3 separate regions of the Mus musculus genome follow, and all the other regions are linked to region 1. A link is a loop called in an ENCODE intact Hi-C map of the cell type or tissue named here. Cell type or tissue: heart. All regions are shown on one strand. Links, peaks and the distances in the headings refer to the core of each region. The heading gives the core; the rest is flanking DNA.

Region 1 (5,826 bases), core at 839-4,838:
AAAGAGGATTTCTCTGAATAGAGTGAAACACAAAAGGAATTGGCCCTCAGACACTGGAGGACTGCAGTCACATGAAAGGGAGGACCAGGTGATCAGGTGCATGGCAGATCTTAGAAAAGAATAATGGGGTGATAGATATGAGCTAGTCAGGGGGTGACCCAGGGCTTTGGCCTAGGCAATTAGTCATGAAATATTAAGTCTCAGAGTCGTTATTTTTGGGAACAGAGAGAACAGGTGGAAAAACACGAGGTTACAGATGACATTAACTACACACTTAGTGTACACAAATACATTTGGGCAAAGGGTGGCACACACCCTTAATCCTAACATATTGGAGGCAGAGGCCCTCTGATCGCTGAGTTTCAGGGCAGCCTGGTCTACATAGTGAATTCCAGGCCAGCCAGGGCTACATAGTGAGACCCTGTCTCAAAAAGTCTACAACTTGCCAGGCTATGGTGGTGTACATGTTTAATCCCAGCACTCAGGAGGCAGAGGCAGGCAAATCTCTGAGTTTAAGGGCAGCCTGGTCTACAGAGCAAGTTCCAGGGCAACCAGGGGTTCACAGAGAAACCTTTAGTCTCAGCACTTGGAAGGCAGAGGCAAGTGGATCTCTGTGAATTTGAAGGAAAGCTTGTTTACAGAGCCAAGGTTTGGAACAGCTAGGGCTACACAGAGAAACCCTGTCAAAAAAGCCAAAACAAAAATCCAGTTTGGGATGGGCTGGAGAGATGGCTCAGTGGTTAAGAGCACTGACTATTCTTCCAGAGGTCCTGAGTTCAATTCCCAGTAACCACATGGTGGCTCACAACCATCTGTAATGGGATCTGATGCCCTCTTCTGGTGTGTCTGAGTACACAGTGATGGGGTACTCGCATACATAAAATAAATAACATCTTTATTAAAACAATTTTTTAAAAAATTAGTTTTGGGCTAGTGAGATGTCTCACGGATTAAGAGCCCTTACAGCTCTAGAGGAGGACCAAGGTTTGGATCCCAGCATATACATGGTGGCTCACAGTTGCTTGTAAATTTAATCACAGGGGATCCAATGGCTGCCACAGACCCTCTGGGCCCCTTTGTCTGCATGGAATGGGTCTCTAGTCACAGGTGGGCAGAGCGTTGGATTGAATGACAGACAGATGCACACAGGAGAGGTTGTATAGAATCTGAATGTAATTTGTCAAATTGAGCATCAAACTTTTTATACAGAAGAAAATCAGGAAGTTGGGTGACACACCAGCAAGGTACAAAGAGGTTACTGGATTCTTACACAAAACAGAGGAATACAAACACAGAAATTCTAACAGGAACCACCTGGGATAGAATTCATTGTTAACAACTGGGATCAAAAAGAGCTCCACCTAAGATTCACTTAATCTTAGAAGCCAGGGTCAAGGGCTTCATGCCCTTGCCATAGTTCCTATTTTAGTCTATTGTATAGTCCACCTTCCCCCTAGGCCATTGTAAATGCGTGTGTATGGGTGTAACTCAGCTATCTAAAGTTCTAAGTATCTACTCTGGTTCCTCTTTAGGTCTCAAACTTCCTTCTTCCTAGAAGATGGTAAATTCCTGTGTAGGGCAGTGACTTAGCTTTTATTCAAAGTGATAGTGTAATGCCAGAGGCAATTCTGAATGTCACTGAATAGGCAACATTCTTACTGAATTCCAAGCCCATGGTCTAGCTCAAGGACGTTCTAGGACTGTTGGAACACTGGTGAAGGCTTAGCTATGTCAGAATTCAATCTTAAAAGGCACTTATAATAAGATAATACTAAAAGAGAGCACGTTGATCCATACACCAGACTAATGCGGGAATGGAATATTAATGTATGGGTTAGAGAGGACGCCAGACTCCAGGAGGTGAGTTTCCATGAAACTCTTTGCCTCGTGAGTAGCTTCTAAGCCTCTCGGCCTGTCAAGCTGACTCGATCGGAGTGCGTGGCACATGGCCTCTGTGGACACCAGAACACATGGACACACAAGGAGACACACATACACACAGGAAATAGCAGCTGTCAGAGCTTTTGTCTGAGGTGAATCCTCATGGGCTTCAGTTTTTCCAAGTGAAAGATCTCTTGGGTCTCCTGGGGCTTTGTCATTATACTGACTCTGGATCCCAGCCACAGCTGACCTGTGCCCGCAGGCTGTTGGGGAAGCATTCTAACTTCCTGCTCCCACCATTATTCTCTTTGGGATTAGTTGTCGTTGCCAAGGTCTGTGCCAAAGGGACACTCCCATGTCCAGTTTGCAGAGCTCAGTGACCCAGCGTCTTCCCGCTCATAGATACATATTGGGGGTCTCATGTAGCCCTGGCTTGTCCACTCTGTACGTAGACCAGGCTGGCTTGGAATGCACAGAGAATCCTCTGCCGTTGTCTCTCGAGTGCTGGGACTAGTAGTGTGCACTTCAGTGCCTGGCTATTGGATTTTGAGATAGGGTAGCATGTAGCCCAGGCTGGTCTCAAACTAACTTTCTTGCTTCCACCTGAAAAATATTGGCATTATAGGCAGACACCACGATGCCCGGTTTTGTCGCTCTGTTTGGGCTCCTTGCCACTGTCAGCACAGGGCCAAATATGAGCCCAGTCTCCCAGAAATGTCTGTTCCTGGGTGTGTGTTTCCAGGCATGGCAGGTGAGTTGTTGACGTCAGTGGCTCCTGGTTTCTGTGACTCCCGACTCCTCTGTACTCTGAACACTTTTCTCATCCTAGATGTTGGTTTCACCTTGAGTAACAGATTTTCTTGGCTAATGGTGCTTCTTCTGGGTTCACCAGGGTCAGGAGCAACCTATATCCTTAGCCCTGGTCCTGATTCCTTAGCCCGCTTTGGGAAGTGACTGGGGCTAGAAAATCTGCAGTGTGCAAAGCAGCCGCCGGGAGGCGACAAAGGGCAACAGGGGACTAGGAAGCATGCACTCTGAAAGAGTCAAAGGGCCGTGAAGGAGATGGCTAGGTGGCTGTGGGTCGTTTGGCACCCTTAAGCATGGTGGGGTGAGGAGCCATAACTGACTGGCGTACGGCGGTAATCCCAGCCCAGGGAGGAGGAGGGGGTATCACCGGTTTGAGGCCAACCTGAGCTACAAAGCCCCATCATGTTTCTTCTGGCTGGAGACATGGCTCAGCGATTAAGAGCATCGCCTGCCCTTGCAGAGGTCCCTGGTGGGATTCCCAGCGCGCGCGCGCGCGCACACACACACACACACACACACACACACACACACACACACACAAGAGTTTACAAGCGTTTGTAACTCTCATGCACACAAATAAACCTAAATCAAAACAAGACCCACACACCAAGCAAGGGCTGGGAGCGGCGAGGTGTGGTGGTGCTTGTATGTAATCTCAGCACTTGGATGGCTGAGGCAGAAGACTCACCACGACAAGTTCCAGGCAGAAAAGCCAGGGCTACAGAGTCTCAAAAAGAAACAAGTAAGCAACCAAGCAAAATGAAAGGTCGGAGATGGAGCTCAGTGGTGGCGCCTGGCTTTGGGTCCTATTCACCACTCAAAATAGCAGACAACAAAATACCACAAGTGGGTCTGAGAAATGGGTCTCTTGGTAAAGTTTGTTCTGCAGGCATGAACATGTGAGACTGGATTCCCAGGTGTAGTTTGCACCTATGGTTTGCACCATAGCTGGGGAGGTGGAGATAGGGGGACCTTTGGGGCCTACTGGCAAGCTAGGCTAGCTGAGCTGGTGACCCTCTAGGTTCAGGGAGAGAGCTGTTAAAGATGGCACTCAATGCTGAGCCCCAGCCTACACTTGCATGTGCATATATGTTCTCCAGCTGCCCACCATGCATGTGTGCATGCATGCTGCATGTGTGCATGCACGCTGCAGTGGCTCTTCCTGGTTGTCAACTCGACTATATCTGGAATGATCTACAATCCAGAATTGGAAGGCTCAACTGTGATCCTAATCTGGAGGCTGGGAGATACAAATTTCTGACCTGGATCTTGGCATGGAGATCTTGAGGCATAGTGGCTATTAATCCTTGGCATGGAGATCTTGAGGCATAGTGGCTATTAATCCTAGAAGATTAAGACAGGGAAATCTCTGAGTTCAAGGTCATCTGGGACAAAGTATGGTGGCACACACCTTTAATCTGGGCCACACCTTCTGCTGGAGACCTATGGAAGCCATTGGAGGAAGGTAGATTTACTCTCTCCTTTGCCTGCTTGCCTTGTGGGACTGAGCGATTGCTAGATCCTTGGACTTCCATTCACAGCTGCTGCTGACCATTGTTGGGAGTTGGACTGCAGACTATAAGTCATTCACAAATTCCTTTACTATATAGAGACTTCCCATAAGTTCTGTGACTCTAGGGAACCATGACACATGCTTTCCCCCACTCACACACAGGGGAAGGCAAAGGGAGAGAGGGAAAGAGGGAGGGAGGGAGCATGTCATGAGATTGTCAATGGCATCATATACTCTCCATCCTTATGGAGGCTGGAGGCAAATGGACCCCTCAGAAGATGTCCCATCCCAGCAATAGGTGTTCCTGTCCAAGGCCCTAGCCAACCCCGCTTATTGGAAAGAAAAATCCTGAAGGATTCCTAAAGGTATTTTTGATAACAGGACAACTAAGCTTCAATTTCCACTCTTCCCAGCTGGATGATGTTGCTTCCTGGCCAGGGGCAGGCTGGGAGGTTTGCAGACTATGTTGGCTCTGCCCTGCACTTCTTCGGATGGATTCATACTGTGTAGTCCAGTCTGGCATCCAATTCATGATCCTTCTGTTCTCGGTAGAGCCCCTGCCTAGAATCCCCCAGGGAGGGGCTGGGGGCGTGGCTCAGTGAGAGTACTTGCTTATATACAAGGTTCTGGGTTCCATCCTTAGAGCCATGGGGATGTGTGTGTGTGGGGGGGTGAAGAACGGAAAAAAAATGTCTGAAATTTGACCTCTTGTAGTTTCCCCACAATGAACCATGAGCTGTAGAAGATTGCAGAAGTTTTTCAAGAATGAACCATTAGCTCATTGCTCTTGAACTTGAACTAGAGCTTGGTTGTTCACATCTTTTCTCTATGATGGGATTAGAAAGGACCCCTGTACTAGCAGCGCTCTCCATAGTGTGTGTGTGTGTGTGTGTGTGTGTGTGTGTGTGTGTGACAGTTCAACAAACAGAATCAGGAGTTGGGGAGCTCCTGTTTCCACTCCTTGGGTAAATACCTACATATAAATCTTTAGGTCCTGAAAGTTCTTAGATGTCCATGGATGACGTCATGGTTTTCATTGTGGTTATGGTTTGGCAAGTGTCATATATAAAAACTCATCGGATTTTATGTTGTAGCTATAAACTGTGTGATTTCACCAAGGTGAAATGTGCAGAGGAAGGGAGATCCACACAGAGACACGGGTATGTGGTTTGGGGGTTGGGAGCTGGCAGTGACTGGTTCAATGAGTCTTAGGGTTTTTTCTTAGTCAGGGTTTCTATTCCTACACAAACATGACCAAGAAGCAAGTTGGGGAGGAAAGGGTTTATTCAGCTTACACTTCCATGTTGCTGTTGATCACCAGAGGAAGTCAGGACTGGAACTCAAGCAGGTCAGGAAGCAGGAGCTGATGCAGAGGCCATGGAGGGATGTGACTTACTGGCTTGCTTCCCCTGCCTTGCTCAGCCTGCTCTCTTATAGAACCAAGATTACCATCCCAGAGATGGTACCACACATAATGGGTCCTACCACCCTTGATCACTAATTGAGAAAATGCCTTAGAGCTGGATCTTGTGGCGGCATTTCCTCAACTGAAGCTCCTTTCTCTGTGTTAACTCCAGCCTGTGTCAAGTTGACACACAAAACCAGCCAGTACAGGTTTCCTTTGG
Region 2 (5,826 bases), core at 1,216-5,215, 88 kb before region 1:
GAGTGCCTCGTTGGAGTGGGGCTCCTGCCAGCCTGAAACTGAAAACCTGGGTTTCTGCTGCACATGTCTTCCCATATACTCTATGAGTTGGCAAAGAAAAGCCCCTCTCTCTCTCTCCCTCCCTCTTTCTCTGGCTCTGGACTCCTTGTGTGCTGTAGAAATAAAGAGAAGTCTGGCCTCTGGGGAGCCGCCTCGAGGGCTGTCAGCCTAGCTGCCGTGTGTGGCTCTGTGGGAATGTGGTTCTGGAGCTGTGCGGTCAGCCACACCTCATAGAAGCCAGAAATACGATTGCTTTGTCTTTTTGGAGACATGGTCTCGCTGCGTAGAGCTTGCTAACCGTGATCTCAAGAGGTCCACCTGCCTCTGCTTCCAAGCGCTGGAACTAAAGGCGTGCACCACCACGCCCGGCTCACTAATAGGGTTTTTTAATTAATTTATTTTTCTTTATATTTATTGGTGTTTTGCCTGTATGTATTTCTTTGTGAGGGTGTGGGATCCCCTAGACCTGGAGTTACAGTTTTGAGCCACTATGTGGGTGCTAGAATTGAACTCAGGTCCTCTGGAATAGCAATCAGTGCTGTTGACCTGAGCCATCTCTCCAGCCCCAATGATAGTCCATTCGTTTTTATAATGTGTATATATGTGCTTTGTCAATGCACCGTGTGCTTATTCTAGAACTCATGGAGGCCAGAAGAGGGCTTGGAATCCCCCAAGGTTGTGAGGGAGCTGCTATGAGGGTGCTGGAAATTGAACCTATGTCCTCTGCAAGTGCAGCCAGTGTTCTTAACTGCTGAGCCATCTCTCCAGCCCACCCAAAATAGTTCACAAATTGATAGGCTCTTGTGTAGTAGCCACGCAAACTTTTGGCAAGCTACTGCAAGGTACTTAAGACTTAAGGTCTTAAGGCAAAGCAGTGGTGGCGCACGCCTTTGATCCCAGCACTTGGGAGGCAGAGGCAGGTGAATTTCTGAGTTCGAGGCCAGCCTGGTCTACAGAGTGAGTTCCAGGACAGCCAGGGTCACACAGAGAAACCCTGTCTCAATCAAAAAAAAAAAAAAAAAAAAGACTTAAGGCCTTAGTTTCTTCCTGTCTGAGGTAGGGTGGAGCATCTGACCCAAGCCCCTGCTCCAGCCAGCATCTAGTATTAGCCTGCGTAAAACCAAAAATTAATGCTTTTTTGGCAGTTTGAAGACATGGGTCAGATGAGACTGCATTCTAGGTTGTTTAAAGTGCCTTTGGTGGTACCATGGGGGGAAGGGTTGGTGTGCCACAGGGCTGTAATTTCAGCTTTTAAGACACAGGAGAACTGTCAAGTTTGAAGCAAAACTGGTTATGTAGCAAGACACTATACAAAGAGTTACAAGTAAAACCAAAACTCAGCCCAGAGTACTAGGCAATACAGAGGGGTGCTCCCAGCAGCCAAAGCTCTCAGCCCAGAGTACTAGGCAATACAGAGGGGTGCTCCCAGCAGATTTTGAGGACTCCCTTCTCTTTTTTCCTTCTTCCAGGACAGGTTTCACTGTATAACTTGCTGCCTGGAATTCTTTCAGTAGACCAGGTTGGACTCCAACTCACAGAGAACTGCCTGCCTCTTCTCCCTTCAGTGCTGGGATTAAAAGAACAACAGTGGACCAAAGCTTGCTGTAGGGATAGGATCCTGGGTGGAATGGGTTGTGGGTGGAGGGAACGTGGTTTTTGGAGTTGGGGTCCCTCAGAGCCCTCTGAGGGAGGGGCCCTCATGTCTGAGATGATCTTGCTATGTAGCTCAAATTGGCTTTGCACTTAATTGGCCCTCCTGCCTCAGCCTCTTGAGTACTGTGGTTATAAACATGTACCCCTACAGTCTTCTAGAATGGATTTGAAATGTGACTTAAGTCTGCTACCTCAGCCCTGTCTCGTGTCACTCCCACTGGAGGAGAGAATTGAACATAGGTGCAGGAGCCCTGAGACAGTGCTCATATGATGAGGCGGGAAGCATTTAACCCCAAATGCCCTGTTCTCCAGGGCTCTCTGTGTGGAGTCGTTTGTGTGTATAGTCATGTCCCCTCCTCACACCCCAAGACAGTAGTGAACAAGGCTGCTAGGAAGCAGTGTCCTACTGTTCCCTCAGGGGAGATGTAAGGCAGGCAGTTGTGGGGGGATAGAGATAAAAAATGGGGGCAGAGAAAAGGGGAACACATAAGACTATAATTCTAGCTATTCGGGAAACAGGCAGGCAGGAGTGTGGAGGGTTTTGGGCTGGCCACTCTGTCTCAGACTAGGCAAGGGCTGGGGTGGTAGCTCAGCCGGAGTGCTAACCTAACAGGCATAAGGAGTGTTCACAGGAAAGAGAACTGAGGAGAGAAGCAGTGGTTTGGGGCCTTAGAGGTGTTTGTTTGTTTTATATTTTTATATGTCTGGGGGCAGAGTAGGCATGGGCATCCGGTAAGAGAAGAGTGGTGGGGGTAGTTCCTGGCCATGTGGATCCACGGGTGAAAACAGGCTTGGCAGAAAGTGCCCTGCCTAAGTCATCTCACCAGCTGGAAGATGCTGTTTTAGACCGGATGGAATGATCTGGAGCGCCTCTTTGGAAGGTGTGTGCCAGCAGAGTCTACAGTGAGAGGAAAAGCTCCTGGGATGGCTGGTCGGGCAGGCATGATCGTCCCAGGGCCTCAGCCTTTGCTGTTCACAATGTGTTTGCTCCAGGATCCTCCTCACACCCCAGGCCTTAGCAGGGGCTCTGTTTCTGTGCGTAACAAAGTCCTAAACAGCTAAGACTTTCAGAAATCCCTTAAAGTCTGCTTTATTTGTGATTCAGAGCTCTGGAAATACCACCTTGCCTCGTGGTGAAGCAAAACCAGGTGTGGTAGGGTTTTGTGGTATTTTCCTGTATTGGTTTTGAGAAAGGCTTTATGTCGTCTAGGCTGGCTTCTTTCTCTTGTTTGTCCTGCTTCTGCACTGCTGGGATTACAGGTCTGCCATGCCCACCCACGCCTCTTTTTCGACTAAACATTTAGTGGGACTATAGCCGTCTCCCCTCTACAAGACAAATGTGGATATAGGAGCAACTTATATTTTCCCTAAAATTACTAGCTCTGAGTATTAACTTAGTATTTACTGGGGGTGGGGAGTGGGTTTCCTCTGTTTCTGCAGCCTTGCTCACCGTCTGACTTCAGCACACTAGCCTGGGCACCTGCACCTAAATTGTTTTACTTGCCTGGATCCTGCGAAATCCCACCTCCTCGCCCCCCGGGGTGGGATGAGCAGCTCCATTCATCTGGGGTGGAGAGTGGGGCCCTGGTGCCCGAAGACTGAAGACTAATTTCCTGTCCGTTTGCCTCTCACACCTTCCTGAGCCCAAATGGGAGGCCCAGCTGCGGCCCAAGGGGGAGGGGCACGGCCGCCCGGCAGATGGCGACATTTACATACAGCTGGGAGGCCCCTCCAAGACCAGGATCCTAGCCTGGCGTCTGGTGGCGATACTGGCTTCGCGGAGGGGGGGCTTTGTTTTAAGAAGGGGAAACACACATGCATACACACGAGAGGTCTTCCACAAACACACAGGGGTCCACACAAAGAACTCAGGATTCTTCCTCACCGCCTCCTCTGTGGGGCTCCGAAACACAACCTCACACACAGCCGGCTGGAGACGCATTCACTGCACTCATGGGTTCATAGGGTCCTCCACAGCGGACAGGAGCTCACATAAGTACATACATGATAGAGAGGAATGCACCTGTATTTCCGTTCTCCCACTTCAGTACGCACAGTATCTTAGAAATTAACCCCTGCCGCTTTCAGATTGGCGCATGCAATCACACTCAGGATGAACCTCACCAAGTCGCCCACATAGAGTTACTGTATCCCTTTCCCTGGGACCCCTCTCGGCCGGTAGCTAAAAGACTGGCCTGAAGGGGCGGAGCGTCCCCTCAAATATAAGACTCCGGCATCCAGCAGCTGCGACTCCTGAGACTATTTCCCCATCCTGTCCCCCAAAGCAATGGTCTCTCTGCAGGTGTCTCCGCTTTCCCAGACGCTGATCCTGGCTTTTCTTCTTCCTCAGGTCAGATACAGAAAGGAAAGGAACAGATGGGGTTGGGCCGAGACCTGGAGGTCTTAGAGACTTTCATGGGGCACACAGATACCTAGGTCCCTTAACCTTGTGGCCCTCTCTGTCCCAGGCACTGCCAGCTGGTGTCTTCGAGCTACAAATTCATTCTTTCGGGCCAGGCCCAGGCCTCGGGACCCCACGCTCCCCCTGCAACGCCCGAGGCCCTTGCCGCCTCTTCTTCAGGGTCTGCCTGAAGCCCGGAGTCTCCCAGGAGGCCACCGAGTCCCTGTGCGCCCTGGGCGCAGCACTGAGCACGAGCGTCCCGGTCTATACGGAGCACCCCGGAGAGTCAGCGGCTGCCCTGCCGCTGCCTGATGGCCTCGTACGTGTGCCCTTCCGCGATGCTTGGCCGGTGAGTCCAACCTCCACCTCTTTCTGTCCCCCCCCAGCTCCCGACACCATCCCGTGCCCCAGAGCCTTTACTACCCCCTCCTCTCCGAAACCCACATTCCCAGACCCCCTCCGCTATTCTCTTCAGGGATGTCTTAAAACTGGGCTTCTCATCTTTTTGTGGTTGTGTGTGTGTGTGTGTGTGTGTGTGTGTGTGTGTGTGTGTGTGTGTGTGTTATACTCACGAATACGCTTTACAGCGATATGTGGACAATTTCAGTTCTGCCCTTTATTTACCATGTGGGACCCAGGGGGTTGGACTAAGGTTTTCAGTAAGTGTTTTTTACCCAGTGAATCCTCTTCTCATCCTGTTTTGTTGTTATTGTTTGTATTTTGTTTTGTATTTTTAGAGACAAGCCTGGCTGTCTCTGAGTTCACTATGTAGCTAAATCTGGTCGTGAGTTCCTGATCCTCCTGTCTTCACTCACTCCCATCTCCCAAGTGCTGGAGTTATGGGGTGCAATAGCAAGTCGAGTTGGGGTCTTTGTCTTTATTCTAGATCTCTTCTTTGGACCTGGGGCTCCTCTCAAGCACTTTCTTGAGGTCACCTAATCTCTCATGTTTCCAGCCTTAGTTCTTTTGGTTGGGACATCAGGTCACTTACTGAATCCTGGTCCCCATCCCTGTACCCTGCACATCTCAAAAAGAATCAGGGCCCGTATTTGAAATGTAGACATTGTTGGGAACTTTTTCCATATTTTATTTCCTCACCTGTAGATGGGAACACCTTAGTATGTCCTTTTGGACAGGGTCTTGCTAGATACCCCAAACTAACCTCATATTTGAAACCCTCCTATCTCAGCCTCCTGAGCGCTGGGATTACAGGTATGTGCAAACACACTTGGCACAATGGCGTATCCAGAATGAGACCAAAATGCTCCTGGCTCCCGGGGCAGCTCCTTCTGGGAATGCTCCGTAGCTCAGTCCCAGAGCTGGCTTCCAGACTCCGTGCTGTGTTCTGGAGGTCAGTGAGCTTCCCTGACCACCGGCTTCCTCTCTTCGTTCTTCTCTGTCCAACCAGGGCACCTTCTCCCTCGTCATTGAAACCTGGAGAGAGCAGCTGGGAGAGCATGCTGGAGGTGGGTGTCTCACGGGTAGGAAGGGGCAGTGTTGAGTTCAGGACTGATAATGGGCTGCCTCTAAAGTGGAGCATTCCTGCTGGGCTTGTGATGTCATCATAGCTCCTAGGATGTGGTGCTGGGCTAGTGGTTTTGGATCTGTGGGCAATCTGGGTATAAATATAATTCAAAATTCCTAATGGTAGCAATGTAAAGACCATGTCCTGAGAGAGGTTGAGCATCTCTGACCCCAAAATGAGACAAAGGGCTCCAAAATCCATTTATTGT
Region 3 (5,826 bases), core at 961-4,960, 66 kb after region 1:
CTCTGCTTGGACGGTACCATAGTCAAGGTTCTTCTTTGATTTTGTTTCTGCTTCTACCCTGGGGACAACCACCTTAGAATCTCAGAGCTCTGATTAGCCCAGCGATTCCTGGACTCCGATGCTGGTTTCTGAAGCCCCATGTCCAACCCAATGAGCCCCTGGGCAAGAACTCAGAACCTTCTGGTGCTTGCAGTTGTAAATAAATCTGCTTTTCAGTGAGAAGTTTTACTCCAGGCCATGTGGCCTGCAAACTTAGGTAATTGTCACTGCATTTGAGAACAAAAGATCGCCCAATCCTGCAGTACTCCAAGGGCCTCTGACCTCCACCATCAAAATCTTGCCCCAGGGTTCCCGCAGCCTTAAAGCCCCCTGACACCCAGCCTGCATGACCTCTGCCTCTGGCTCCTAGAATCGCAGCCTAAGGTCTGGCATCTCAATCCACAGCCCTCTGAACCTCTCACCATGAAGCTTGTCACCCTCAGCTCCCAGCCCGTGTCCTGTGTCCCCCTACACCAGCCCAGCCACACAGCCCGTGTCCTGTGTCCCCCCACACCAGCCCAGCCACACTGCCCAGCACCTTTGGTGACGCAGGTCAGGACGCCTCCTGAGGGCTCGCACACCTGTCCTGGTTTGCAGCTGTGATCCTGGCACATCATGCCTTTGCCTGGTTGGCACACACAATGTTGCTGGCAGTTTTCAATGAGAACTGACTCCTCTGGCTGTGGGGACAGAGAGCATGCTATCAGTAACCAGAGGCGGAGGCCGATTCCCAGTGTTTCAGGCACAGAAGGAACTGGAGTATACAAAGCAACTGCAGCAGTGTGGTCCATTGCCAGTGAGGCTGAGGTACTGCATGGCTTTGGGGCTCAACTCATCCATCCATCCATCCATCCATCCATCCATCCATCCATCCATCATCCATCCATCATCCATCCATCCATCCATCATCCATCCATCCATCATCCATCCATCCATCCATCCATCCATCATCCATCCATCCATCCATCCATCCATCATCCATCCATCCATCCATCATCCATCCATCATCCATCCATCCATCCATCATCCATCCATCCATCCATCCATCCATCATCCATCCATCCATCCATCCATCCATCATCCATCCATCATCCATCCATCCATCCATCCATCCATCCACTTCATTCATTCATTCATTCATTCACCCATTCATTCTAGAAAATTCACTGTTTAGGAGAAGCAGAGTTTAACAGTCAATGCAAACAAAGCATGCCGGGCATATTATCCTATCACTAGGGAGGCTGAGGCAAGAGGATTGTTGAAAGTTTGAGGCCAGTCTGGACTACATAGTGAGTCACTTAGGGCCACATGCCAAGACCACCAAAAAAGAAAGAATGAGTAACATTTGAAATGTAAATAAAGAAAGTATCTCATTAAAAAAGAAAGAAAGAGAAAGGAAGGAAGGGATGGAGGGAGGAGGAGGGAGGAAGGAAGGAGGGAGGCAGGAGGGAGGAAGGAAGGAAGGAAGGAAGGAAGGAAGGAAGGGAGGGAGGGAGGGAGGGAGGAGGAAGGAAGAAGGATCAGGGCAAAGGCTCTGGTGCAGGCTCTTCCCAAACTCTAAACAACGCAGCTCAGTTTCTTTATGTGTCATTTTTCTCATTGGCAGACAGTAGATACTTAATGATAGGACAGAACTAATAAAGTACAATGAGCGGGGTCGTGGTGATGGTGCACACCTTTTAGTCCCAGCACTTGCAAGGCAGAGGCAGGTAGACCTCCGAATTCAAGGATAGCTTGGTCTACAGAGAGAGTTCAAGGACAGCCAGGGCTACACAGAGAAACCCTGTCTTGGGGGAAAAGTGGCAAGTACAGCTGCCTTAATACAATGTGTGAAGCACAGGTGACAGTAGAGAGACAGCTTTTCAATAATCCAGGCTGCTTTGTAAAGGGGTGAAGGTGAAGCAAGAACAGATCATAACTGTGCAAGCTAAGCAACAAACAGGTGTATGGCGGACACTTTCTCTCATCTCTTGACATCACACATTTGATTTCATAACCAAAAGTCTATCTGTGTACATCACACAGGTCCATGAGCATTGCCACACACCCACACATTTGCTTTTATTACTACACACACACACACACACACACACACACACACACACACGTTAAGGCAGTCCTCCGTGTGGGGGAGCAAAAGGAGGAAGCAGAGGAAGTGAACAGCTGCTATAACAGACAAGGCTCCTCTTTGTGGTCATGGGGCAGAAGATGGGGTACGTCTCTCCTCGAGGCACTGGCTAGTTGCTATAAACCAGGGCTAGAGAGGTGGCTCAGTCATTAAGAGCCCTGACTGCTCTCCCAGAGGACCTGAGTTTGATTCTCAGGACTCCCATGGCATCTCACAGGCACCTGAAGCTCCAGCCCTAAAGGATCTGATGCCCTCCGTCCACAGCTTCTTTGACGACACCCACCAGGAACACTCATGGTGTGTAGACATGCATGGATGTTCATACATAACATAAAAATAATTCTTAAAAACTATTATAATCATATTGTTACGACTAATGCTTTGTTCTCAGAGCGTAAGCCCCGTGTTCACTTTTCCTGTAAGATATTGGACGGTAAGGATATTTGATTCCCTACTTGGCAGCTACTGGACTCTCTTGTTGCTGTGGCTGTCTTGAGCCAAAGGACTGTCCCTCAAATGAGCCAGCCAGATTAAGCTCACAGATCAGCATCCGTGGTTTTGAGCAATCCATGGATCTGTGGAGAAGACTTTTGGTTTTCACTAGACTTTATCACAGATCTCTGCGAACTCTAGATGCAAGCGTTTCTAGGCAGGAGCTGAAGTGCTCCCCCTGGTGGCCTGGCAGGGAATGTTGTTGACTGGTGCTGAACAGGCAAAGCTAAGATAGGTCTAAAGACCCCTGCACTGTGTGTGGTCTCAATACCCCTGCACTGTAAGTATGCTATTCAGCTCACCTCCTGAGGCAGCTGGGAGACAGAGCCCTGTGCCACCTTCCATGGCCTTACCAGTAGGCCCAAAGAAAGGCTGCTTCTGGGTGGTCTTTTCCTGCTAGCTTTTTAGTATTGAGGGCTGAGCAGGCAACACAAAGAGAGTGAAGTGAGGAGGAGGGGCGGGGAGTGGCCGGCTGAGCATTGGGAAAGAGCAACTGGGGTGAGGATGGAGGGGATGGCGGAAGGATGAAGAACTGAAGTCAAGGAATGGCAGGAGGCTGTAAAGAACCAGAAGAGAAACAACAGGCTCTGTTTGTTGGGAAAATTCCACAGAACTTTACGTGCACAGGACTCTCGTACCCCAGGCCTATGGTGTAACACTGGCTGCTGCTAAGGGCTAAGGAAGCCTTGGCCTCTTAGGCCTTTGTAAGAGCTGTGACACTTCTTGAACCAGAGCTCTGACATTAGCAGCTCTGGCTTGTTAGACCCCTACCAAATACCTGTGGATACAAAGTGCCCAGGATCAGCACTTGAAATGCTTTCCCTTTCCTACCCATGATCTTTATCTTAGCAGAACAGAAGGACTCCAGCTGTATGATTCACAATAGGGGAGCCATCTTTGTCCAGATGTGACACACAAAGGTAAGTCTTGACTTTGGGAGCCAGGGAAAGAGTTTAAAACATCAATACCTATGGTGACATTTGGAAAGGTCTTTTCTACTCCTACGAGGATGGTAGACCAGAGGGAGGAAAATTAAGGACTGGACGAGGTGTAGCAAGTCAGGGTGAGGGGAGGGGACAGATGTGGGCAGAGAGGTATTCAGAAGATGGAATGGTGGGAAGGCTATAGGTCCGACAAGCAGTGAGGGCTGGGTTCAGGAGGAAGTCCGGGGCTCTGTCAAGAAGGCTGAGTTCCTACCTCATAGTAGACTCCGTTGTAGTGGCAGCCACATTTCTCCATGGGCACACAGGTTGTGATACTCTGCAGGAAGTCAGTGTCACATTCACAGCCCTCTGAACATGGCGTCAGGCACTGCATAGGAGTGGTGATTGCTGAGCAGTCCAGGGAGCAAGTGTCTGCGCAGACCTCATAGTGGCTGTGAGGGGGGCACTCCATTGCTGCCAGGGAGAGAGGGAGGGCTGACTAGGACATCAGGGTGTGTGTTGGGGTTCTACTCCTGTCTCCCAAGCTTCCCCTCTCCCTACCCCTCAGTGTCCCATCACTTACGACAGAAAGTCTGGTTTCTCCATGGCTTGACAGTGCCCCCAGCCGCCTGGCAGGCGCTCACGTAGGCATGGATGCTGCTGCAGAGAATGCTCTGGTTCCCACCACCCAGGCAGAGGTCAAAGACACAGCTTTGCAAGGGACCCTGGGGGTCCAACAGTTTGTGGCAGGCAGCCAGTGGCCCCGTGGGGCTGGTGATCAGCCCACAGAACTCTTTCCCGCGGTACTTCTTCTCCAGAGTTGGGTAGCACTTCGGGCTGCAAGCCTGTCCCGGTTTGCAGGAAGGCCGCGGTGTGCAGGAAGAACCTGGCACAGCTTTTTCCCAGGAGTCTCCCAGCTCATTGGAACTGGCTGCCTGTGAGCCATCGGACTTCTGGAAGTCATTCTTGGGGTCATCATTGTAGTCCCCACACAGGCCACACATGTGTTTATAGTAGTTGTGGGGAACCTTGACACGCACGCTGTATTTGAGATCGTAGGACACGAGCAGGCCAAATTTGGTCTCGATTACCATATCTGTGCCATGCCGGAAGGCCTGAACTCTATCCTCATCCAGCAACACAGGCAGCTTCATGTCCACACCGTTCACCTGGGAGTCAGGGAATGCCAAGCTTCAGAGGGCGCGCTTTGAGGCAGTCTGTCACTAAGTGTCCCTAGTCTGTTTTAGATGTTCCTGTCTGACACTGAAATCCTGAGCAACCCTTTGCTCCCCCCCATTTTCATATTTGTAAAACATGTAGAATAACAGCATCTTATATGAGCCAGGACCTTGAAATGTGAACAGATTTTAAAAAAAAGGGTCTTTGTTGGGGTAATAAAAAGTATAATCTTGCCAAAAACCCACCATGGATCCAAGTGGACCCTGAATCAAATGGCAAGTGTCCTGTGAGGCACTGGGATAGGACAGAGACCATAGAAAGAGCATCATGGGAAGACCCTTCTGTGCCCTTGGGCAGGAGACTCACCTGTATTTCTGCTTCCTGTCTGTCTAGGAGGGACCAGGTGCCTTGTCTCCAGAGTGTCATCTAGTGAATCTGATACAGGACGCCTGCAAAGGCTTTGGCTGTAGACACGCCCTGTGGCTTGGGACTGTGTATGCAAGTCATCCTGGCAGTCAGGGGCACTCAGAGTGGCTGCTGTAAGTGTGGCTGGATGCAAAGCCAGGCTCCATGCCTCATCTGAGGATCACCCGAGGGCTCTGCCTGGTGCACCCCTGATGTCACCACATATGTGCCCTTCCTCATCACACTCCTGGCCGACTGGCTTTTCATAGGTGTGAGGAGACTGGGAGGAGGCAGGGGAAAGGCACAGTCTAGGCATGTCTAGAGTGTCCAAAAGACATTAACACCATTCCTCCCCAGGCTGGTAGTGAATAAAGGCAAGTCACTTAACCCTCTGGGCTCAGTTTCTGGCGCTGCAGTGAGGGACAGCCACAGGGAAGCTAGGGTCTGGTGACAGGAACAGAGACTGTTCCCACGAGTCTGGAGCTGCTCATCTGTCAACTGCTAACCTCAGAGCCTGGGGCTTGTTAGGGAAGAAGCTGCACCTGCAACCCACATACAGCCCGTGTGACAGCTCTTGTACCTCCTGCTCCCAGGACAATGGCTGTGTGTTGCATGTCAGTGGGGGATATTCCCAGTGTATTCAAATGCCACTCTCCTGTG

The links. Hi-C counts contacts between places; a loop is a spot of excess contacts. Peaks named below come from ENCODE experiments on the same cell type or tissue, not always from the same donor. Only the 100,000 strongest peaks of a DNase experiment are listed, where the experiment ranks them.
Region 2: it touches region 1 in a loop (6-fold over the local background); 11 of 42 quality-filtered maps call a loop at or near these places.
Region 3: it touches region 1 in a loop (10-fold over the local background); 18 of 42 quality-filtered maps call a loop at or near these places.

The regions. Positions count from the first base shown.
Region 1 is chr7:28,211,398-28,217,223 of GRCm38, reverse strand. No RefSeq gene overlaps it. Among named protein-coding and RNA genes, the nearest start is that of Dyrk1b, 34 kb to the right of the region's middle. In heart, for the core only: a CTCF peak has its summit at 2,879; no DNase peak of the experiment used is centred there; H3K27me3 peaks cover 359 bases.
Region 2 is chr7:28,299,900-28,305,725 of GRCm38, reverse strand. It overlaps Dll3 (delta like canonical Notch ligand 3), which reads left to right and starts at 3,941. Exons shown (of 9, transcript NM_007866.2): 1 at 3,941-4,042; 2 at 4,161-4,442; 3 at 5,502-5,559. The coding sequence starts at 3,980. It also overlaps a transcript of Timm50 not described here. In heart, for the core only: a CTCF peak has its summit at 3,372 (motif pointing right); a DNase peak (open chromatin) is centred at 3,302; H3K4me3 peaks cover 1,574 bases; H3K27ac peaks cover 454 bases; H3K27me3 peaks cover 3,447 bases.
Region 3 is chr7:28,145,546-28,151,371 of GRCm38, reverse strand. 9530053A07Rik (RIKEN cDNA 9530053A07 gene) reads right to left here. Exons shown (of 20, transcript NM_001164655.1): 8 at 4,166-4,751; 9 at 3,857-4,056; 10 at 578-719. It overlaps Gm38976 (a long non-coding RNA gene), which reads left to right and starts at 2,870. Exons shown (of 3, transcript XR_881918.1): 1 at 2,870-2,939; 2 at 3,509-3,579; 3 at 5,155-5,277. It also overlaps the pseudogene Gm21925. In heart, for the core only: a CTCF peak has its summit at 2,845 (motif pointing left); no DNase peak of the experiment used is centred there; H3K27me3 peaks cover 1,084 bases.